3 separate regions of the Mus musculus genome follow, and regions 1 and 3 are each linked to region 2. The links are chromatin loops, found by intact Hi-C in ENCODE. Cell type or tissue: left cerebral cortex. All regions are shown on one strand.

Evidence for each region. Peaks named below come from ENCODE experiments on the same cell type or tissue, not always from the same donor. Only the 100,000 strongest peaks of a DNase experiment are listed, where the experiment ranks them.
Region 1: it touches region 2 in a loop (7-fold over the local background); 21 of 42 quality-filtered maps call a loop at or near these places.
Region 3: it touches region 2 in a loop (3-fold over the local background); 3 of 42 quality-filtered maps call a loop at or near these places.

The regions. Positions count from the first base shown.
Region 1 is chr6:65,648,457-65,656,456 of GRCm38, forward strand. No RefSeq gene overlaps it. Among named protein-coding and RNA genes, the nearest start is that of Gm36144, 19 kb to the right of the region's middle. In left cerebral cortex, a CTCF peak has its summit at 3,109 (motif pointing right); a DNase peak (open chromatin) is centred at 3,132.
Region 2 is chr6:66,530,186-66,538,185 of GRCm38, forward strand. It overlaps Mad2l1 (MAD2 mitotic arrest deficient-like 1), which reads left to right and starts at 5,036. Exons shown (of 6, transcript NM_001355624.1): 1 at 5,036-5,414; 2 at 5,773-5,919; 3 at 7,384-7,504. The coding sequence starts at 5,342. In left cerebral cortex, CTCF peaks have their summits at 3,291 (motif pointing left), 4,406 (motif pointing left) and 5,283; DNase peaks (open chromatin) are centred at 3,273, 4,347, 5,094 and 5,900; H3K4me3 peaks cover 1,782 bases; H3K27ac peaks cover 986 bases.
Region 3 is chr6:65,667,923-65,675,922 of GRCm38, forward strand. Ndnf (neuron-derived neurotrophic factor) reads left to right here and starts at 3,689. Exons shown (of 4, transcript NM_172399.3): 1 at 3,689-4,179. Gm36144 (a long non-coding RNA gene) reads right to left here and starts at 3,325. Exons shown (of 2, transcript XR_869148.1): 1 at 2,937-3,325. In left cerebral cortex, no CTCF peak of the experiment used is centred here; DNase peaks (open chromatin) are centred at 3,099, 3,790 and 5,034; H3K4me3 peaks cover 2,253 bases; H3K27ac peaks cover 294 bases.

The sequences.
Region 1 (8,000 bases), 880 kb before region 2:
GGTGGCTGAAGCCATGCCCGGTCCAAAGTGAGGCTTCTAAAAAGTGAGGGTTCTACAAAGTGAGGGCTCTAGGAAGCAAGGTTCCCACAAGGCTTGCTTCTGTTCATGGCATACCAGAAGTAATGGACCAGAAAAAGAAATAAGTCTCTTGAATTGGAAGGAGAAAAGAAATATCCTTGTTTATGTAAAAAAAAAAAAACCCTAAACCCTCATCATCAACAACAAAACAGTATAAAAATAAAAAATAAATGAAATAAAGTGGCCAAGTACAAAATTGGGAGTATGAAAACCAGGGTATTTCTGTGTATGAACCATGAGCCATTCAAAAGAAAGCTTAGGAGAAGAATCCTATTCATAACAGTAAAACAAGCAAGACAGACAGACAGCAAGCAGGCCATCAAGCAAGCCATCAAGCCATCAAGCAAGCCATCAAGCAAGCAAGCAAGCAAGCAAGCAAGCAAGCAAAAACCAATAAATATGGGGAGGCAAGAAGGCTCAGCAGAGTTTCTTACTAAGAAAGAAGGAAAAAGAAACCAACTCTACACCCAAATTCTTGTCTGATCTCTACTTGTTTGCCACAACAGAAGACCTGGCCTATAATAATAAAAAATTAAGATTAAATCAAGTCCCAGCTGGGTGTCCTAGTTAGAGTTACTATTGTTGTGATGCAATTCCATGACACAAACCAAGTGAGAAAGGAAAGGATGTATCTGGCTTTTGCTTACACATCACTGTTTATCACTGAAGGAAGTCGGAGCAGGAACTCAAACAGGGCAAGAGCCTCGAAGCAGGAGCTGATGCAGAGGTCATGACGGAGTGCTGCTTACTTACTGACCTTTTCCTCATGGCTGGCTCAGCCTGCTTTCATACAGAGCCCAGTACCACTAGCCCAGGGATGGTACCACACACAATGGGCCAAGCTCCATCAATCACTAATTAAGAAAATGTTCAGCAGCTGGATCTAATAAAGGACTTTTCTTAATTGAGGTTTCCTCCTTTGAGATGTTGCTAGCTTGTGTCAACTTGATATAATACTATCCAGTACATTGGACATGCTGGCTCATACCTACAATTAATTCCAGCATTTGGGAGCTGAGGCAGGAGGCCTGTGAGTTCCAGGTTCGCCAAAGGTACACAGTGAGACCTTGTCTCAAAACAACTTCTGTTCTTCAGAATAGTTCAGTAAAAATTTCCAATAAATGAGACAATGGGGGGGAGGGGGAGCTGGTATTAGGGGCAGGATAAGCTTCATGGTAAAATACTTCACTAGTCTGTGTGAGGCCCTGGCATTTGATCCCCAGTACCCTCTTTGGTCTGTAAAAGAGCAATTTCTATCCATCAGCATTAGTAGTAAGTAGTATTTCTCAAACCACTTACTTAAACCACTAGCTTTTCCTATGAACCAACTTGTTTTCTTCACTCCATTGTCACATCTGGATTTTGTTCTTTGCCTCATTCTACTGGTTCCTGGGGATTTTATTTTATTTGCTTACATGGATCCCACGTCACCTTCCAATTTACTAATCTGTAGCATTTCGTTTTCAAAGTCCTCTTCTACCAGAATCACTCAATGAGCTGTTTTCAGGATTCAGGAGTATTCATGGCAGTTTCCTTGCAGCTCATATGTGGAAAGGTACTGACTAGTGACAAAGACATTCATCTAGCTACATCTTGTCCATCTCGGTGACAGGACCAGGCTTAACTCTTTTTTTTTTTTAGATTTATTTATTTATTATATGTAAGTACACTGTCTTCAAACACTCCAGAAGAAGGCATCAAATCTCATTACGGATGGTTGTGAGCCACCATGTGGTTGCTGGGATTTGAACTCAGGACTGTTCAGAAGAGCAGTCAGTGCTCTTAACCGCTGAGCCATCTCTCCAGCCCCCAGCCTTAACTCTTGAAGCTTACAGAAAAGACATTCAAGGACCATATCACTTTTTAGGAATGTAAGCTTGCATTTGTTGTTGTTGTTAGCCTGAAAATATAGGAATCCTTAAGAGAAACAGTAGCTCATAAGCCTAAACCCAGGCTAGAATTGGTCTCAAGATATAAAAACAGATGCAGTAACTTTCCCCTTAAACTGGGGTGTCCCTTCTGGTCAGGTTGTAGGCTATGGCTTGAGTTGTCTTTGTCCAGCAATGTAGTCAAGAAACATCATTTGTCTTTCAGATCTTGCCATGAGAACTCAGGCTGTAGATTTTAATATTTGTCTGGTATAGTCATTTTGGTTTTGAAACAAAATAGAAGTAAATAATAATCTAACCATTTGATCTTTCAGAATAGAATTAATTCTGTGTCTGCTTCATAGAACCATTCATAAAGAGTTTAGGTTTTAAGTACACCGACAGTGGAATAAAACAGGGGAAAAGACCTGTCACTGCAGGGTTCTATCTCCCAGCATTCTAGTTACACTACGGGGTTTTAGTCTACTTTTAGAATGGTTAGAGACAGACAACATTCAACAGAACCAATATAAATCTTTAACTGGGCTAGTAGTTTGGAATCATTGGCATGGTTGGTGTTTTATTTAAACGTTTGAACAGTGATCATCTGAGGTGAAGTGCTTTTTTTTTTCTTCTCCTCCTCCTCCTCCTTCTCCTCCTCCTCTTCCTCCCCCCCTCCCCCCATCCTCCTCCTCCTCCTTCTCCTCCTCCTCCTCCTCCTTCTCCTCCTCCTCCTCCTCCTCCTCCTTCTTCTTCTTCTTCTCCATAGTTCACTTTGGACCAGGTTAAGTTTCAGGATAAAGAGGCTTACTTGACCACTCTGCTAAAGCACACTTTAGTGTCCACACAGTAATAATAAACACTGTCCAAGTGAGTCATGAAAAAGTAATCTTGTCATGAAGTTTTTAAACAAGACACATTTTAAACAAGTTGGTTTGTTTCTGGCCACAGTCCCACTGGGCCTTTTGTGTGGCTTTGGCTCGTTTTAGTCACAAATTAGACAGACCTATACTAAGTATCAGCTTATTCCTAAATATCTGAATTTTTTGTTTTTCTGTTAATAACTTTGACTTCTACCTTGTTAATAATATATCTATTATTATTTTCCTTTAATATTGATCCCATCAAAGAGAAAACTAACATTTGGATTCAAAGGTTTGTTTCTAAGTCAAATGTCCACTAGGTGGAACTATTGTCTCAAACGAATGAGACTAGAAAACCTATTTCCAACTTTCCCTGTTGTTAGGGCATAAAATCTAAAGGGTGATTTCCTTCTCTTTCCCTGGTATTTTTTTTTTTTTAATATAAGCAACATTAGCACTTTGAATGCATGCCATCTGACAGCTGATATTCAGAACTGCACCGCCGTGAAGACTTCAACTAAGATGGTCCAATGCTCAGTCCTCCTGGGCACTATTCTCTTTCTTAGGCTTAATAATAACAAGTAAAAATATTTTGCTTAAAAATTTGCCTTAAAACTAGAATTTTGGAAGACTTCCTTAATAAACCAGTAATTAAAACCTCACAGACATGTAAATATATAAAAATACAAAGTACCAACCAAAAAGTTGAGGAAGCCCTCAAAACTGGAAACATGCCCACAAAGAGCAAGTTCTAGTGTCTGTCCCACATGTCTGTCAAATTTGCACAAACTACCCCTGTGCATTAATTCACACACTCTTACCCAGCACACACAAGTTTACTTAAACCACTTACTTTACTTAATGCAAATAGCACATAGCAAAGTTGGAGAGCACATTTTGTTCTTATTTGAAGTTTCTGTCCTAAATATGAAAATCTCTCCTTACTAAAATTTAACATGCTTTGCAGTAAATTAAATTGAAATACTTACAATTTTTAACATTTTATTAGATATTTTCTTTATTTATATCTCAAATGTTATCCCCTTTCCTAGTTTCCCCTCCAAAACCCCCTATCCTATCTCCCCTCCTCCTGCTCACCAACACACCCATTCCCACTTCCCTGTCCTGGCATTCCCCTACATTGGGACTTCGAGCCTTCATAGGACCAAGGGCCTCTGATCCCATTGAATTTTTAACATTTTTAAAAGCTCTTATATTTGAAGAAAATATTAATTTTTAAAGTTTTGAGATATAGTCTCCTTTACATTTACAGTCAAAATAATTTACCCAATAATTTAAGAATCTTAAAAACTAACAGAAATTCTCTAGTTTCCCTTTAAATCACTTTTCGAAATGGAATTTTGAACATCAGATTTTGATTTGTTTTATATACAAAAACCAAAGTAGTGGACACTCAGTAAATTTCTCTATCCAATCTGTTTTTTTTTTTTCCACTCTGTGGTTTTGAAAGCCTATAAATTCATGTTCTAGGTTGGATGTTGGTCTCCCAAGAACACGTTGCTGTAAATGCAGACAGCAGGCCCTGGGTGAGAGTCCCCAGCACCAAGAACATGAAGCATGTAGCCCTCTGCCACAGCAGACAGAGTACAACACTCACTTTCTCACCCATCCAGCTACTTCACCATTTATTGACCATTTCTATACAATTATTTATAGCTTTAGAAAAACACTCAACATTTCTATGTCTTTATTTTTAGTATGCTACCATATCTTTCTAAATTCTCAAAATTCTAACTTTCAAATATGGGGAAGAAAATCTCGGACTTTTTATTGTATTTTAAAACAAATCCAAGCCCCTAGGTCTGAGACTCATGGCTTTCTTCTATACAGCTCCAACTTATATTCTGAGATGTACTACATATATAATGCTGCACTGAAATACCTACTCATCATACCCAAAATACTTTTTTTTTTGATATTTTCTTTTCACTGATATTTTTCTTCTACTACAAAATATCTTCCAGCTTTTTCACATATTTAAGATAAATCTTCCCTAATCTTTCCTCTTTTTGGTTTCCCTTTTTAATCTCTCTCTCTCTTTTTCTCTTTCTGTCTGCTTGTTAGTCTTTCTCCTTTTGTTTCTTTGTCTTGTCTATTTATCATATCTATCTATCTATCTATCTATCTATCTATCTATCTATCTATCTTTTTTCTTTCTTTCTCTCTCTCTCTCTCTTTATCTTCCCATCCGTCCATTTATCACATCACCCCACATCACATCGTATCTGTCTGTCCATCCATCCATCTATCCACCCATATATCATAGCATATTATATCATATCATATCACATCACATCACATCACACCATGTATCATCTATCATCTTTCTATTCATTCATGCATCCATCTATTTATCATAGATCTGAATATCTGAGATAAGGTCTTGAATCACAGAATACCAAATTCTTGGTATGTACCATGTAGCCAATACTGGCCTGAAATCTTCATCCTACTAAATGCTGGCCTTTCAGTGACACATCACCTTAATTGGCTAGATCTCACCTTCTTGATAAGGGTCAAGTCAATTTCTAATCAGGAACAAATGGTCTAGTCTTTATCTTTTGACTGCTTTGAGTTATCTTTCAGGTCACTTATTGGTTCTACTCAGTTGGTTCATTTTCAACTTGACACAAACTAGAGTCACCTAGGAAGAGGGAAACTCAGTTGAAGAATGACTTCCATCAGATTGGACTCTGAGCTATCTCTGGGAATTTTTAAAATTAAACATAGCATGACGGCCAGCCAACTGGAGGTGGTGTTGGGCTATATAAAGAAGCATAATGAGCAATCCATGAGGAGAAGGCCAATTAACAGCACTTTTCATGCTTCTGCATCAGTTCCTGTCTCCAGGTTCCTTCCTGTAGTCCTACCCTGACTTCTTTGATGGTGGACTGTGACATGATGGATATGTAACCACATGACTCCTTTTCTTCCCAAGTTGCTTTTGGTCATGGTGTCAATCACAACAACAGAAAAAAAAATGGAGTAACATTTGCAAATGTTTTGTTTTCTGATAATCCATTTTCCACACTGAAGGAAACAAGAGCTTGATAAATACTAATCTAATTATTCCTTTTTTGAACAGATGAATTACTCTCATGATTTGAAGGACCAAGTCCAAATACCTTCAGATGGTTCTTAAGAGTGAGCATACTATGACCACTACCCATTACCTTCAGCCATTTTCAGCTCAATATTCCTGTGCCTTTAGCTTGACTTTCCTCAACTTACAATGGACTTTGGCACCCTTGGGTCTTTACATATATTCTCACAACCACCTTCAATCTCACTCCTTAATGCCAAGCATGACTAAGTTCCCATTCACCACACTTCTGAGCCTGCACATCTTCCACAGCTACTAGTATTGCATCTTTGTCCAAAATCTATCCTGTATCCTTCCAGAAGCATCCCACACTTTATGGACAGTATTTAACTGGTTTTACCCATTTCCTCCCCTGTGTGCTAATAAATTACTTTGCAGAGACTATTTCATGTTCAGCAATTATCAAACTGTTCTGTACCCAGCAAAAAATAGCATATGTTTAAAAAGTCTGTGGGGATATAATATTAATATATATACATAGGCACATGTATATCATATGTAATAAATATTTTAAGTAATCAAATTTATTAGCTTTTTGGAGAAAAGGAATTCCATGGTTGTTTAGATGGTTTTATACTGTGTTGTTGTAAACCAATTATGATATTGTATAAGCAAGTCAGTAATAAGTCACATGTGTAGACTAATTTTATCACATTTTGTTTTTGCGAGTACACAGACGGTATATTTATACTGGTTGTCATATCTTGACATTTAGGTCATCCTCATGTAACCAACAGTGATTTCTAGAAGTGATAGAGTAGATGCATTGTCCCAGAGAAGATCTGTGCATTAGCGCATGTGCATTAACCTATAACGCTTACACTAAGAACGTTATTTCTCATTGGTTATACGGAACTCCTGGAAAAGTCACTTTACTCCCTTCTGAACTACCCTCATTGTTCACAAGTTGAAGTTGTCATTGTGGTTCAGCTTAGAGATATACATCAAATGGAACATGTTTTAACTATCCTAAATAAATAACCACATAATAAAAAATCAATAAACTGCAGTTGTGCTTACTTACTGAAAATGTCTATCCTAACCTGGGCCAGAGCTAGGCAGAGGGTCATCCTCTTCCACTTCCACTAGACCAAGAGAGACCCAAGTGAGGTAAGGTAGTACTTTAAAATATTTCCCACCTCAGCAGTAGATTCCCTATCTAGCATGTGTAGAGTTACTTGTCACTCATACTCCCGTGTGTGCTGTCCCTTACACCCTGTTGCTGTTCCTGACCACTCCCTTCCCACAGACTGTGAGACATCCTTTGCCAGCCCCTCATGTTACCATTTCTGTGACACCATGGGAATTTTTAAAAATATATATATTTGGTGGGGTTGTAAGCAGACAAACAAAGGTAATGAAGTGTTATATGGAACTGCAATATAAAATAAAAAGTCAATGAACAACTTTTTTTTCAGGAAATTTAAATCTTCTTTGTTAATATCATTTTGTTCAATGTGCTTTCAAGGGTCCCGGATAATTAAGGAGGAAATTCTGAAAATATAGAGTTTGAGAAGAGAATATCTGGTCACAAACATTCTGGATTTTTCTACCCAACCAGTCTAGTGCTACCCTTGGGCACAAAATTGGCTGATATAGCAAAAATATACTCTCAATAAGGCAAGCAAAACACACTTTCACGGAAGTAGGCTTTACCTCTTTTTTAACCTAACATACTGGTTATATGACATTTCTGAACCTCAATGTCTCCATCCACAATATATATATAAAACCCTGTGCCTGCAGTGTTTGCTTCATAGGCTTCTTATTAGTCCCAGAAGGAATTATGGGTATGAAAGGCTTTCAGAAACTGTAAAAGGCAACCTAAATATGAATAGAACATATGGTTTATTTTACTTTTAGGAGATAACACACACACACACACACACACACACACACACACACACACACACACACACACTAATGCTGCACAAACTTCTAGGATTGCAGAAATATACCAAATGGTAGGCAAGTCTCTCCTGTGAGTCCTGAGCCCTTCAGATGGGCTCTCTTAGGACAAGAGAAGTGATAATGTTCTTGTTTGCCCTCCCATAGGGCTACATATGT
Region 2 (8,000 bases):
AATTTCAAAACAAAAAAACCAAACAAACTAAAAAGCAAATGAGTTCTAAACTCAGAGAAAAGGTAGTAAGTGCTTATTAAATGTATCTCACCACTGAAGGAGCTGAGGGGCTTTGCAGCCTCCCCCACCCCCCTTCCCCGTGGAGGAGCAACAGTGTCAACTGGCCAGACCCCCTGGAACTCCCAGGGACTGGACCACCAACCACGCACCCCAGCTGCATATGTGGCAGGGGACAGCCTTGTTGGACATCAGTGAGAGGAGCGGCCCTTGGTCCTGTCGGGGTTTGATGCCCCAGTGTAGGGGAATGCCAGGGCGGGAAGGCGAGAGTGGGTGGGGGAGCACCCTCATAGAGGCAGGGAGAGGGAGGATGGGATAGAGGGTATCTAGAGGGGAGACCTGGAAAGGGGTTAACATTTGAAATGTAAATAAAGAAAATGTCCAATAAAAAATAGTATCTCACCTTTTAATTACTTTGTAAATCCATACAATTGACATAAAAAATGAAAATTTAATAAGACATTTTCAAAAGAATTTTGCATAATTACTAACATAACAATAAGGAAATCAAACAAGTACTTTCCAATTTCTACCTTTTAAAAAAAATCCTTCAATGACAAAACACATAATTAAATTAACATATGCTAGTCAGACATTCACTGTTCTAACAAATATCTGAGAAAATGCCCGCTTAAAGGAAGGAGTATTTGCGTTGGCTCACGGGTTAAAGGTTTCAGGTCAGTACTTTGAGCCTAGGCAAGGCTGAGCATGAGGAGCACGAGGTCATGCGGAACAGCTGGTACCATGATGGACAGACAGAACAATAGGCAGGAGAGGGGAAAACAAGTGCATTATCCTTCGAAGGCACCCACAGCAACCTATGACTGCAACTGTGCCCCACCTCCTAAAGCTTGCACTACTTGCTAATATCCCATCAACTGTGAACATAATAACCAATTAATGTGTTAGTAAAATCAGACTCCTTGTGACACACCCACCATTTGATAGAGCCACCGGCCGGGGAGCAAGCTTTGAACACATGAACCTTCAAGACACTTTGTACCTAAACCACAATACCAACTAAGAAAATAAGTATCAGACTTTATATCATTCTCCAAAATTAATTAAACCAATATTTAAGAACTCAATGAAGGGTACACACAAGTCACAGTATAGTTATTAACATGCAAATGCTAGATACTGTGTGATGTATCTGTACTAGAGTCTGAGAGAGAGACAGAGACAGAGGCAGACAGAGAGAACCAACTGGGCCTGGATTAAGCTTCTGAAGTTTCATCCCCTGAAACACACTTCCTCTAACAAGGCCACACCTCCCAACCCTCCTAAGCAGTGGCACTCCCTGACGTTTAAGCATTGAAATACAGGAGCTTATGGGGATTGCTTTTATTCAGACTACTTAGTTACCTAGCAAGTAAGCCCTCTCAGCTAGTACCACGCCCTCAAGACTGGTCACTCAAATATGTGAGCCTGTGGGGTCATTCCTATTTAATCCATCACAATAAGTTTCATTTGCATTTTTAAATATATGCACCTGTATTCTATATAATATATTCTAAATGTATGTATGTGTGTTCACTTTTCCCTCACCAACGATTAAATACGCATAAAATACTAGGTAAGGTTGGCAAGATGGCTCAATGAATGTCCAGTCTGACAGCCTGAGTTCCAAACCCAGAACCCACATGGTAGAAGGAGAGAACTGAGTCCTACAAATTGTCATCTGACCACCACACATGCACACAGCCCCTCACCCCACAAAACAAATAAATATAAAAAATGCAATGTAATCATCACCAACATGATAAAATTGCACTAAATGCCATATGAATAACAAATAACAAAACATGGTAATGTTTTCTAATAATATGCTACCTATTTTTATTGTAAAAATTTATATTAGTTTTCAATAATATTTAGTACTTTAGTTTTACTAAAAAAATAACCATGTATACAATTAGATCACTAAAATTATAAACTGTACCAGAATGGAATGCTGACTTTTCAAAGCCATTTCTGGTCTGGAGGGATGGCTTAGTGATGACCAGCGCTAGCTGCTCTTCCAGACAACCTGAGTCCGGTTCCCAGCACCCAAGGCCTTTGGCTCACCATGGCCTGTAACTCCAACTCCAAAGGATATGACGCCCTCTCTGGCCTACACAGACATTTCACTCACATGCACAAGCCCACACGTGCACATAAATAATAATAAAAATAAAACCTTAAAAGCCACTGCAAATTAATTAAATGTCATCATTAAACTGTATGTTTTCTTTTTTTGTTTGTTTTTTGTTGTTGTTGTTTTTCGAGACAAGGTTCCTCTGTATAGCCCTGGCTGTCCTGGAACTCACTTTGTAGACCAGGCTGGCCTCGAACCCAGAAATCTACCTGCCTCTGCCTCTCAAGTGCTGGGGTTAAAGGCGTGCGCCACCATGCCCGGCTAAAATGTATGTTTTCTTGTTCAGCACCTGAGCCAACAGCAAGGAATTCTTAGGAAGGAAGTATGAGGAATGAGAATAGGACTTTAAGAGATTTACACTTGACAATTTAATCATTAAAGACATGTAATATATGTGTACCCATTACGCATACTAAGTAAGCCCTAAGAAATGATTGACTTAATTCTAATTCTTCACATAAAATGAAAATTACTCAATGTAAGACAAAACTATGGGGTTAAAAGGTAGCTCAGTTGGTAGAGTACTTTTTGAAGAAGTCCTGGTCTTAATTCCCAGCACTGAATAAATATGGCAGGATGATATATACTTGTTATTTTAGCATTCCGTTGGTGGAAGCAGAAAGCTAAGAAATACTGGCTATAATTGGCTACGTAAAAAACTTGATGCCAGCATGGCATACATAAAAGCCTACTGCAAGAATAATACAAAAAAAGAAACCAAGTAACACTAAGTTTTGTGACAAAAAAATTAAAAAAATACTTAAGCCCATATAATAACATTTCTAGTGTGTAAAAATACTATTTTTAAGAAAAAATTAGCAGATTAAAATTTTTCTATGATATTTAAAATAAACCGCTTAGTTTCAAGACCCTTATTTATATATATTTCCAATACGTATGATGCACATATTTTAAATTCTAAAGAGAATATAAATCCGCAGTATATTACAATTCAACATGTCATTCTGCGGTTCACTATCAACACACAAATGCCTAGAAACTATTAATCTCTGTTTTTTCTCCCTTGGTGCACTGAAGCCTTCATTTGCATTGTTTTTCAAAGGTTGCATTGTGTGGTTAAACACTGCCCTCTTCTGGTATCTGGGATTAAATGTGTATCCACACAAAATTCTTTATGGTTTATTACTGCAAAATTTCTTGACAAGTTGTGTGTGTTATTAGTTAATAAGTAAATGTTTTTAGCCCAAATCAAGTAAACTTTTTCTCAAATCATAACCACAACAATAAGGAATCTCATTTGCATTTTTCAAACAAATATGCTATAAAAGGAGACTAAACTAGGGAGTATACATTCTCTAATAAATCTGCCACTAACTAAAAACTGGATCTTGAATTAACTGTGCAACCACTCTAGATCTACTATACTATAATTTGATTAAGTCATTAATGGATTTCTTCAGCCTCAAACTTTATGTGCTTCTAGATTTAGAAAAAAAAAATACTTATTTTAATACCAAGGGGGGGGGTCAATTTCTATTCCTCCCTGTTCAAACATTCTTACCCTAAATAATACACAGCAAGAGTCTACAAAATTGTGAGTCAAAGTAAATATGAGAAACTGAGAATTTTTCAAGTATTTTATAGTATTGCTTTTAATAAATGGGGAGAGAGGTAATGTTAAACCACGCAGTCAAAAGGAAATAGGAAAGAAATCAACCATCAAAGATTCCAGATCTTTTAATGTTTCTGAAATAAATTAGATTAAGTCCAACCACCGTTTGGTAAGAAAGAGCTAGTACCTCACTTTTATCTATACCACCATTTCTTTCCTCCTCATATGTCACAGTTTCTTTCTCTGATGTATTGTTTATACAACTTCCCTGGCATCTGTTTAGTTCAGGCTCTAAACCTTCTTCTTTCTTCTCCTTGTTCTTTCTTCTTCTTCTTCAAAGATTTATTTATTATTATTATTATTATTATTATTATTATTATTATTATATATAAGTACACTGTAGCTGTCTTCAGACACACCAGAAGAGGGCGTCAGATCTCATTACAGATGGTTGTGAGCCACCATGTGATTGCTGGAATTTGAACTCAGGACCTTCGGAACAGCAGTCACTCTTACCCACTGAGCCATCTTCTTAAACCTGCATATGATAGTATCTCTAATAGTCAACTGGTTTCAAAATGCAGTCTGAGTACCAGAGTTAGAACCATTTAGCATAGTTGGAAGATGTGCCATCTCCTGGACACAATACTACTGTACAATATTAAAACTGTAGCATGAATCCCATATGTAATCGTACATGCTCTGGTATAGGCCTTAAACGATCAAAAAGAAAGTACATATGACTAAAAACTTAAAAGCAAGCTAATTGCAAAAAAAAAAAAAAAAAAAAAAAAAAAAAGGAAATCAAGTGTCTCTATCATTTAAATCCTTTGTGGACTTATAAAATCTATGTAGTATAGAAAAATAAAGACATTACTAAATGATTATTAGTGTGTGTGTGTGTACACAATTTGCAGGGGTTCGCTTCTCTACTTGGTGACAAGCATCATTAAGCTTCTGTCCCACCTAGTTCCCTTCATCATATTTAACAAAACCAAAAACCAGGTTCTCCCAGACTTGAAACTATCCTCGAAGCTGAGACCATGCTTCAGGGATGCTCAGACCACGGGTTTGACAGGCAGGTAATCTCAGGACCATCTCTGGGCCGCTTCTAGGTCACCTCATCCGAGGTCCTGCACAGTACGGACCTTGTAGGTCACCAGGACCTGGAACAAGACGCCCCAACCACTCTGCGCTTGCTCATTCGGTCAGCCAGCGAGGGCGGAGCCAGGGCCGGATACAAGTCGCTTTGGGCGGGGCTTTAACCCGTGGTGCAACTGGGCATAGGGCGGAAGAGCCGATGTGGAGCGGAATGTTGAAGAGACCCGGCTCTCTAATGTGGGAGGGGCTTAGGGAACAAAACGGAAGCCTGAGGCGGCCTTAGGGAGGGATTCGGAGTTACAAAGCCAGCCGGAAACTGGCGACGTAGGTGGGGCTTAGGGCTCATTACGCCTGCGCACCGAGCAACCGGCGGGCTGCGTAGTTATTTTTGAACCGGGTGGCGGGGAATAGCTTAGAAGCCATTAGGGCGCCGTCTGCGGTGAGGTTGGTAGTGTTCTCCGTTCGATCTAGTGATGGCACAGCAGCTCGCCCGAGAGCAAGGCATCACCCTGCGTGGGAGCGCAGAAATCGTGGCCGAGTTTTTCTGTGAGTGCTGAGCGCAGCCCCCGCCGCCAGAGAGAGCTGAGGCTGAGCCGGGCCTTAGGACGCGCGCTAGGACGGAACCACGGATCCTCCCGGGGGCGGGGAACGCTGCACCACCCAGCGCAGGCCTGGGCCTCCTGGAACCTAACGGGGCTGACCTGGGTCATCATCTTACTCGCTCTCTGAAAGCTGGGGTCTGTGTTGACATCCTCTGACCACATGCTCTGTATTTACACTTAGCAAACCTGCGAAGTTGGACATTGCTGGGTTAAAGGTTTTCCGTGTCTTTTTGTGCCTACTCTGCTTTCTGGGAGACTTAAACGTTATTACACGGTTACGGCTTTATTTCTTTCGTTTTCAGCATTTGGCATCAACAGCATTTTGTATCAGCGTGGCATTTATCCGTCGGAAACCTTTACTAGAGTGCAGAAATATGGACTCACCTTGCTTACAACTACTGACCCCGAGCTCATAAAGTATCTCAATAATGTGGTGGAACAGCTAAAAGGTAATCACGTTTTCAGTGTGTGATCTTACAGGTTTGTGTCCCAAGTAACTTAAAGCAACATGCCTTCTCAAATGTCATTCTCAACTGGGAGGAAGCAAGCAATGGAGGGAATCCCCACCTCTTTTTAAGTAGGCTGAATGTCTTGATGTTAGGAATCTTTAAGCTGCTTTAAGAGTGGGTTTTGTAGGTTAACCAGTTGCAGCAAATTGGAAATTTTACCCGATTAAAAGGATTTCGCCATTCTGTGTTTTGCTTTGTAGCTCCCAATGAAATCATACAAAATACCAATTCTAAAAGCATTGCAACTGCCTTTTTTTCTCTTTGAGTTTTATTGTACGTGAAAGGGTGTTGTAGTTTGTTTTAATTGTAAATTCATTAACAGTGTTTATTGCTTTTTTTGTTAACTTCAGTATTAAAATGGCCTTTTGGTGGCCACCTGAACATGGTTAGCTTGGCATCTGTCTTTAAGGCCGTTTTGTTTTGCTTTGCTTTTGAGACAGGTCTCTTTATGTAGCTCTGGCTGTCCTTGAACATGCTATGTAGACCCGGCTATCGTTGAACTCACAAAGATCAGCCTGGCTCTACTCCCAAGTTCTGGGACTAAAGGCATTTGCCACTGTGTCCAGTTTAAGGCCAGACTTCTAAACATGCCTTGCTATTTGTATCCATAGTAGAGTATTCATCAACACTTGTGCAGGTTGGATATGAATTCACAGGCAAAAACGGCAGGGCTTTTAAGCATAAGATCTGCTTTGAATTCTGGTATCTGTGGATCCTTTTACCCCCTGCAGCTCACTTACTTGCAAGGATGATAGTTTAGAAACACAAGGCTAATTGGTCACTCTGTCCAAAACACAGTTGTGGCTTTCCTGATTCTTAAAAGTACAGTTTCATTAATTTAACTTGTAAGATTTTATATGACATAGCATCTTGACTTTTCATAATTATGTAATTTATTTACTTTATTGAAAAGAATTTACTTTTCAATTAGTCTGCCCATGTATGCATGTATATACATGTGTGTGTGTGTGTGTGTGTGTGTGTGTGTGCAGGCGTGCATGCATGCCCTTCCCATTTAAAACCTGTATTTGCCTCTCCTTTGTACAGTTAGTGTAAAAACTAATCTTTCCCTCACCTACCAGAGTAGTCCGATTTTTTATGCTCTTATAGTGTCTCTGTTGTGACCAGCCACCACAGATGTGACTGGCGGTGGTTAGATGAGTATATGTCATATGCTCTCACTGGGAATTGCAGAGAAAGTACAGGTTCACGGTTCTGATGCTCTGCCTTCTGCCTATTAGTAATATGGAGAATTTAAAACTCAGCTAAATTATTAGTGGAGAATTGTCTTCCTTATGCAAGAAAGGAAGTTCAATTGTGAGAGTTCTGTAAGGCCGAGAGTGGGTCTTTGGAAGAGAGTCTCTGTCATAGGCTAGAGTCTGAGCGCTGCCTTGTGTGTTGCAGAGTGGCTGTACAAGTGCTCAGTTCAGAAACTGGTGGTGGTCATCTCAAATATTGAAAGTGGTGAAGTCCTTGAAAGATGGCAGTTTGATATTGAGTGTGACAAAACTGCAAAAGAGGAAGGGTAAGTATGAGCTGAGTTATTCCTACCTTAATTTGTTTTTATGTTGTTGCATGAGTTCACATTGTATTGAACTGATTTCTTACAGTTACTGTCTATGGTATGTTTTTAAAGATACTTTTGTTCTTTTGTTAGCTTGTGAGGGATTTCTTTTTTTTTTTTTTTTTTTTTTTTTTGGTATTTCGAGACAGGGTTTCTCTGTATAGCCCTGACTGTCCTGGAACTCACTTTGTAGACCAGGCTGGCCTTGAACTCAGAAATCTGCCTGCCTCTGCCTCCCGAGTGCTAGAATTAAAGGCGTGCTCCGCCTCGCCCAGCTGTGAGGGATTTCTGAGTTCCTCATAGCCTGTCAGGGATTGTGTAGATAAGATACTTTCAGCATACTGCCTTTGGGAAAACCCCATGAGATTAGGCCTTCGTGTTTGTGGTTATACCTGAACCTCTCACAATATAATATATGTGGGCCATGTAATCACTGGCTTAAACGTACAGGAGATGA
Region 3 (8,000 bases), 860 kb before region 2:
TATTTCATGCAAAAAGCAGCTAGGGCAGTTCACAACTCAATTATTCAAACACGTCATTTCAGGGTAGATGATGTGTGTACGTTAGTGTGCGATGGAAGGGCTTATATGCACTGTCTAGTTTGCCCCATGGAATATTAAAAAGAAATAGAGATGAAATTTCAATAAATGAATAATTTTTGTTGTTTTATCAAAGGCATCCTTAACAGTAACTGACATTTTGACAATGAAACTGAAATAACCATGAAAAACGTTTCAGGGCATTGCTTCTTTCAGTTGTGTGCTCATAGATGTCCCCACCAGGGTCTTGGTGTGGTTAGTACCAACATCACTCATGACAAATGGCAAATCAGTATCTCACAACTGACCTGAAAATAGTCTCCCCTGATAGGAACCTAGGACACCTCTGGGGCACTGTGCCTAAGATACAGGCTTGAATTAGGAGTCCTCCCAAATGAACTTAATGTCATCTCTGAATTTTCCAATTCACTGAATATGAATTTTGTAATTTTACAGTAAATGTGGGCAGAAATAAGCAAGTGATTTAATATGTAATACTATTCCATGAGACATATGTTATAAATTGTTCTATTTTTATATTCTAAAAACATTAATGTTCAGAAAATGTTTTGCTCTATAATGAAAAGTTTTCAAGACTAGAACTAAATATTACTGTCAGTCTAAATAAGATCTATAGTATTCAAGAAAGGGAGGGACCTTTGATGAAATGCCTGACAATAGGGAGAGGGAACTTATAGAGCCCACCTCCAGCAGGAAGACAGGACATCAAGTGATGGATGGGGTAGCCATCCCACAGTCTCAACTCTGATCCCTAATTGTTCCTGTCTGAAAGAATTACAGGGATGGAAATGGGAGAGGAGTCTGAGGAAAAGAAGGTCCAGAGACAGACCCAAAGTGGGATCCAGCTCAAGTGGAGGTCCCAAGGCCTGACACTATTACTGAGGCTATGGAGTGGTCACAAAAAGGGACCTATCATGACCACATTCCAGAAGACCCAATAAGCAGCTGAGTCAGATGCAGATATTTGCACCCAACCAATGGACAGAAACTGCTGGCCTTTATGGTTGAATTAGGGGAAAGCTAGAAGAAGCTGAGGAGGAGGGCAACCCTATAGAAGGGCCAGCAGTTTCAACTAACCTGGACCCCCAAGATCTCTTTAACACCGGACTACCAACCAGGCAGCATACACCAGCTGATATGAGGCCCCCAACACATGCACAGCAGAGGATTGTTGGGTCTCTGTTCAACCAGAGATGATGTACCTAACCCTCAAGAGACTGGAGACCTCAGGGAGTTTAGAGGTCAGGTGGGGTGGGGGTGGGGTGGGAAGTGGGGACATCCTCGTGGAGACTGGGGTGAGGAGAAGGTACAGGATATGGAGCAGTCAGAGGGTGGATAGGGGAGGAATAAAATCTGGAGTGTAAAAAAATAATAGTAATTAAAAAAAAAAAAAAGGAAAGAAAAGCAAATGACCGTAAATGATGGTGAGTTTAGGAAAGGAGAACTCTGTTCATCACTGGCAGGATTCTTCTCGCTATTTCTGTAACACTAGTGTCCTGGCGTGATCATTCCTCTGTCTTTTTACTTCCTTCTTCCTCTCAGACTTGTAAAACACCTGAATGCTGATAACCCCAGATTCCAGCCTGACCTCTCTCAAAAGCCTTCCTCCCTCTCCAGCTGCCAACACAATGTTGAATTCAGACATTATCAACACCCTTGCTCCACAAACGTAAAGCAGAAAACATGACCATGTATACACACAAATATATATGCATTTATCTATTTCTACCTGTATATTTCTATCATCTCTATACCTTTCTCTATTTCTTTGTATTGTTTCTCCTTGCTAGTGGCACCATGGCCTGTCTTGTGCCACCCAGAAAACTTAGAATTAACCCTTTTCTTCCACCTTCCTATAAGGCTTACTAACCCCCTGTCAGCAAATTCTAAATGTATCTGAAATGGCCCCAGCCACTCAGCTTCATTGGTTGAGACCTACTTTTGTTTCTACCTTGCAGAAGTTTCCTCACTATTAAGTCACTCTTATTTGTCTTCCTAAGAGGTATCAGAGTGACCTTTCTAAATGTGTACCCAATGACACCAACCTTATGATCTGCTTCCTCTTAACAACTTTAATCATTTTCCAAACAACAGTAACTTTCAGAAGTTCTGCCTCCCTGAGCCTGGAGCCTGGGGTGGGAGGCCTTGCTCACTGCACCTGCAATGCAGCCACACCTAACTTCTCCCTGTTCCCAGGGCACCCACGTACTCTGACAAGTTTCAGCCTCTTCATTTACTTCTCTGCAGAGTGCTCTCCTCCTTCCCCTCCTCCATCCTTATTTGCCTGGACTCCACCATACTCCAGAGTTCTGCACTGAAATCTGTATCCCAGCACCTTCTAAGCCTTTTATGGCGTTTACTAAACTATGTCACAGCATGGAAGCATTTAACAAACCCACCTAGAGTAGTAGTGGACCCCCTAGCAGCAGAACTTTGGAAAGTGGGCTGAACTGCTGTCTGCAAGATGCTTGCTTTTCAAAGGCATTTAACAGAAAGCTTATAGTTATAAATGAGGGTTCGATAAGGTTGAATTTCATCTTATCTTTGCTTTGGTGACAATGGAAGTAGATAAGTGTTTTCATGTTTTCAATACAGACACTATTAATGAATCCTGTGTAGTATATTCTTAGAACTTGATTCCCTAAAAGCCAGAGTCTGAAGAAAGAAAGAAAGAAAGAAAGAAAGAAAGAAAGGAAGGAAGGAAGGAAGGAAGGAAGGAAGGAAGGAAGGAAGGAAGGAAGGGAAAAGAGACTTGCTAGTCTAGATTCTCAGTCACGAAAATGAGATTTCTAAATATTACTCCATACCCATACACACACCCAGGCTCAGGCCAGGTTGCTAATTAAGCAAGTTCTTACCATAATTACCTAGTCAGCCTTAATGGATTTCCAAGTTTTGCTGGGCCTCACTGGTCCTGTAGGGTCATTTTTTTTTCAATTGTTAAAACAGCTGCTGAGTTTCAAGCCCCAGAGGCTGAATTTGCAGAGGCAAACGCTCCAGAGTGAAGGCTGGGGCAGGCGGTCTGCGAGAGTCGCCTTCTACGCTTGCTTGCTCGCTCGCTCGCTTCCTCCAACCTCCAGTCTTCCAACTGAACACTCCAGATCACTAACCAAGCTCAGAGTTCCTCTCCATTGTGCTCCCCGGCTTCTGGACACTGAGATGGTCCCCCGTGCGCGTCTAGTCGTGCATCATTGTTGGGGGTCTCAAAGGCGCCCTCCCACCCCTCTCCCCATCCCCGGTGGCAGGGACCTAAAGAAAGCAATGTGTCCTGTGACACCACCCCCCACCCCCCCAACCCCCACCAGACTGCAACCCCACGAGGGTCTTGTGTGAGGAGTACTTGGTCGTTGGACCGGAATGTATGCGCGAGAGAGGCAGCAAAGGAACGTGTGTGTGTGTGTGTGTGTGTGTGTGTGTGTGTATGTGTGTGTGCGTGCGTGTGTGTGTGTGTGTGTGTGTGTGTGTGTGTTGCACGCTGGCGCGCAGCGGGAGAGAGGGCGCGAGGCACGAAGGGGGAGCGGCGGGCAGAGGAAGGCGGGGCAGCGGGCAGCGGCGGGCGGGCTGGGAGGGGCAGAGGCTCAAGCTCTGCAGTGACACCAGGAGCCAGCGCACACTCCTTGCCCGGAGCGGCGAGAGAGCAGAGCTTAGCGAGCCGCGTATGAGCCGCCGCCTCTGTGGCTGGTGCACGGGGCTCTGTCTCTGCAGCCCGCGCCGGCGTTTAGCGAGCCAGTCGTCCGGCAGTGCCAGCTCCACGGGCGCGTTCAGTATCCTCCCGCCACCCAGCGCCCGCACTGACCAGCGCTGTCCTGAGACCCCCGGGCCGGCGCCGCCGTCTGCGCCACTTCGCAGCAACTTCTGCGGCTGCGTGTCGCCGGCCTTCTGCTTGTGTTGGAAGTTTGCAGCGCCCGCCACAAAGTTGGGACACTTGGGCATTACATTTGCCCTAGCGTGCACGTCCCCTCGGTTCGTGGATCCTGGTATTTGACATCTTGGTAGGATCCCCGGACCTGGGCTTTTTCCGCACCACACACCCCCCGGGAAGAAGAAAAAAAAAACCAACCAAACTTTCTTCTTCCCACTAGAAAAAACAAATTCTTTAAGGTAAGGAGCAAGATCGAATCTCACCTCCCCGGGCGCCTTCTTGCGCCGGTGCGGACCTGGCCCGACTGCATTTGCATCTAAGGGCTGGTTTATGGTCGGGGTTGAGGTGCATCCTCACACAGGGAAAGGAGCGACCAGAGACTCTCTAGAACACGGACGTGGGCAGCTCTCACTGAGTTGGTCGGTCTGTGGCTGGGTCTCTGATGTATTTGGTGGGCAGACAGCGGCAGTGCTGGGGAGGTGGACACGCTGCATCGGGCTGGAGTGGAACCCCGGAACCGCCCGCTTTATCCTAGCCCTGACTAGACACTGACTTTGGCCGGTTGGCGGTGGGCTCTTGCTTCTCTCCCCGGGTTCAAAGTCCTCCATATGTGCTAGTTCTGCGGGACTGGGTGTTGGGGCGGGAGGTGTTCGGGGGCACTAGCGTGGGTCTGCGAAGCTTACAGGACTCGCGGAGTGGAGCACGGAGGTGGGCTCCATGCAGACGGTGGCTGCTCGGCGGTGGAAGGAATCTTCTGGGACTAGCCCAGCGACCCCGCGCTTTCTCCTCATTTGTCCTCTGCCACGCAGACCAGCATCCTTAGAGAAACTTCCCTAAGCTGGGTGGTCTAGGTCCCGCTCATACTTTCCGAAGCTTAGCAGAGTAGCTACGGAGGTCCGGACACCCTCCTTCCACCACAGCGGCCACCCTGTGTGGTGACCTCTCCAGTGTGTGTGTGCCGGCCGGAGCTCTCTAGTCCGAGCCACCTTTCTCCTTGTCGCGCGGGCAGGGAGCCTGCGGAGTTAAAGCGCTAGCTTACAGACCCGCTCCGCTCTTCCCTGGCGGGCGCTTCGCAACTGTGATTTGGTGTGCTCTTTCATTTTGTCGCTCGAGCTTCATTCTCAAACTCTCTTCCCCGTCCCAGGCCGAGGTGTGAGAATTCTTGAAGTCGGTCGCTCCAGCTGCAGAAGGGTGGCTCGGAGCTGGCTCACTCCAATCCCACAGGTCACCACCCTCCTCCTTGTCCCTGCAGGGCGCTGTCCATTATTTGCTCTGGGGACCGTTAGCTCCCTGAAACCAAGACCTGGAATGGGAGAATAAACCTTTAAAAGTCTCTGATATATATAAACAGAGTTCTTTTAAGTAACTTGGGGTGGCAGTTTGTTTACTTCTTTTAGTCCCGCTAAATCCCAAGGAATGCTTTATTTGTTTATTTGCCTTGAGCTGAGGGGTCTCCAACACATAACCTTCTCATTTTCTCTCTACCCCTCTCCCTACTTGCTTTGTGGCCCGCTTTTTCGTTTTTTTGTTTTCTTGTTTTGTTTTTGAGAAGGGGGTCTCCACACCTCCCCATCTCCTCCTGCAGGGTTTCTAAGTGCCTTTGAGACACTTGGAGGGGGGTGTTAATCAATGGTAATAAATAGGACCCCCCACTCCATTTCCTGAACCATTTTAAGCAAGTAAAATCCTCTGCGAGCTCAAAGAAGTGAAGATAAAACAGATAAAACATCCCTCCCTCCCGAGGGAGCAGTTACTGAGGATTGGATGCTGCGTTTGAATTGTTTTATTATCCTGAAAGAGTGATTGATGGATGCAAGAGGCAATGCGCATTCTAAGCAGAGTGTGCTAGGAACCTTCGGTATTTATTATTATTCATTATTAAGTATTAAGAGTGCTAATAAGGCCATCACCCCAGCTGAAGTCAGTGTTTACACTCACTTGGTTTTATGTCAGTCTCTTATTACAGTGGTTTCTGAAAGGGCCAACACCACAACTGTATTCATTCCACACACTCATTCCGCATATGGGATTAATCAAACTGTCAAAAAAGATACTGTCGTTTTACCAGTTTTAACTTGGGATGTTGTAGAGGGCTGCAACCCTATGAAATGTCATTTTCATCGCTTTGACTTTTCAGAGTTTAAAAAACTTGGCAACATAATTAATTATGGTCCCAATTCCCATTTTCAATCTAAACCTATATTCAGGATTATATTAAAATATCTTATCACTCATTTGCTAAAAGCTACTCTTGTGAAATTACATTCCAATTTGGGAGATGGTGGAGCAACTGGGAATGTGCCCCCCCCCCACCACCACCAAGTTAGAGATTAGTACTGTTTCAAATTTCCATCAAAAGCTCTTCTTCCAAGGGTTGGAGTGATGTCTCAAAGGTTAAGAGCTTTTAATGCTCTTGCAAAGGACATCAGTTCTAGTCCAGCAGCTACAGAGATCAACTCATAACCCACCCCCCCACCCCTGCAAATCCAGCTGTGGTTGGCACCTGCACTTCAGTGCCTGCATACTCATGCACAAGTGGCGGGCAGACACACACACACACACACACACACACACACACACACAAGAGAGAGAGAGAGAGAGAGAGAGAGAGAGAGAGAGAGAGAGAGAGAGAGAGAAACTTTAAAACTCCTCTTCGTCACTTAGAGCCATTGTTCATTTCTTCTCTACATAGCTCTTTCCTGACTGTCCTTAATCTTCACCATACACTTGAAACCCAACAGCTTGCAACTTTGTATTCCTATTTTCATTTTTATATCAGAATCTTTTATTCATTAAAGTTTTATGTCAAAGAATCAGGCAGAAATATTCTTTTAATTAGTAACCATATAAAAAAGAAGCTAGACCTCTGTAATGGGCCTAAATCGTTATGAATTATATGTGCTTTATTATGCATTTATTTAAGTAGAAATAAAAGTATCCTTTAATCACTTGAGCACACAGCTTTTATCTCTGAAGATGTAACAAAATGTGTAATTGCAAACCATCCTTGTATGAACAAGGGATGCCTGGCTTTTATTTTATTTGTACTAGGTCTTAGCATCCATGTGCTAAACTATGAATCTTAGAGAAAAAAAAACTCACATCATAATTTTATCATGTGGTGCAAGGGAACGTAACATCCCAAGCAGATGAAACAGGCCATCTTCATGTAATTTAGGGACTTTCCAGTGACATCACGAATTTGGCCTTTCTGACTTTAGGCTTTCTTATATGGACTTATTGAAGTGGACTCTGCTTGTGGTGGGGAAAACCATGTAATTTAAAGCTCTAACAAATTATGTGCAATGTAAGAAAGGTCTCAGTGTTGGTTTCTTAGCAGTTCTATTGTGCCTCTAACCAGAGGTCAGAATGATCTATCTGTTTTAAAGCTGGCTGTATCAGTCTCACTATGGTGAGAACGGAAGCTTTTCAGGTTAACATAAGAACAGATTTTGAGTAATTAACAGAAAATGTGAATGCCATGTGAATCCCACATAATTGCACAGATTCTATTATTGTTGTGTCTCATCATCAGTTTCCCTGTGATGAGATGGTTGATGCTTTCTCATAAGTGTTCATTTTCTCACTGTTTTCTTGTCATGTCTTATTGAAGGAACTGTGAGCCCCAGAAGCACACAGTTACAGAACAGCCCCTGCTAAGCACCAGGAAGAACATACATGCACAGTTCCTGTACTGCTTCAATTGCAAGCACAACCAACACTAAGTCACTAAGCCACTATGTTCTCTCAGTTATTTTGGAGTGATTATTCTAAAACATATAATTTGTCCATCCTCTGTTGGCTCATTCCCTGGTTAGTAGACACAGCACAGATGAGTTGTTTAAAAAGTAACAACACAAAGCAGTGGCTTCAGAACTAATTTTAAAGCACAACTCTCCCAGTATTTAAATATTCCCTTAATAAGCATTCTATATGAAGGCTAGTGAGACGTCTCAGTGACTAAGAACACTTGTTGATCTGGCAGAGGACCAGGTTTCAGATTCCAGAACCCATCTAGTGGCTCACAACTGTCTGTGATTCCTTGTCCATGGAATCCAAT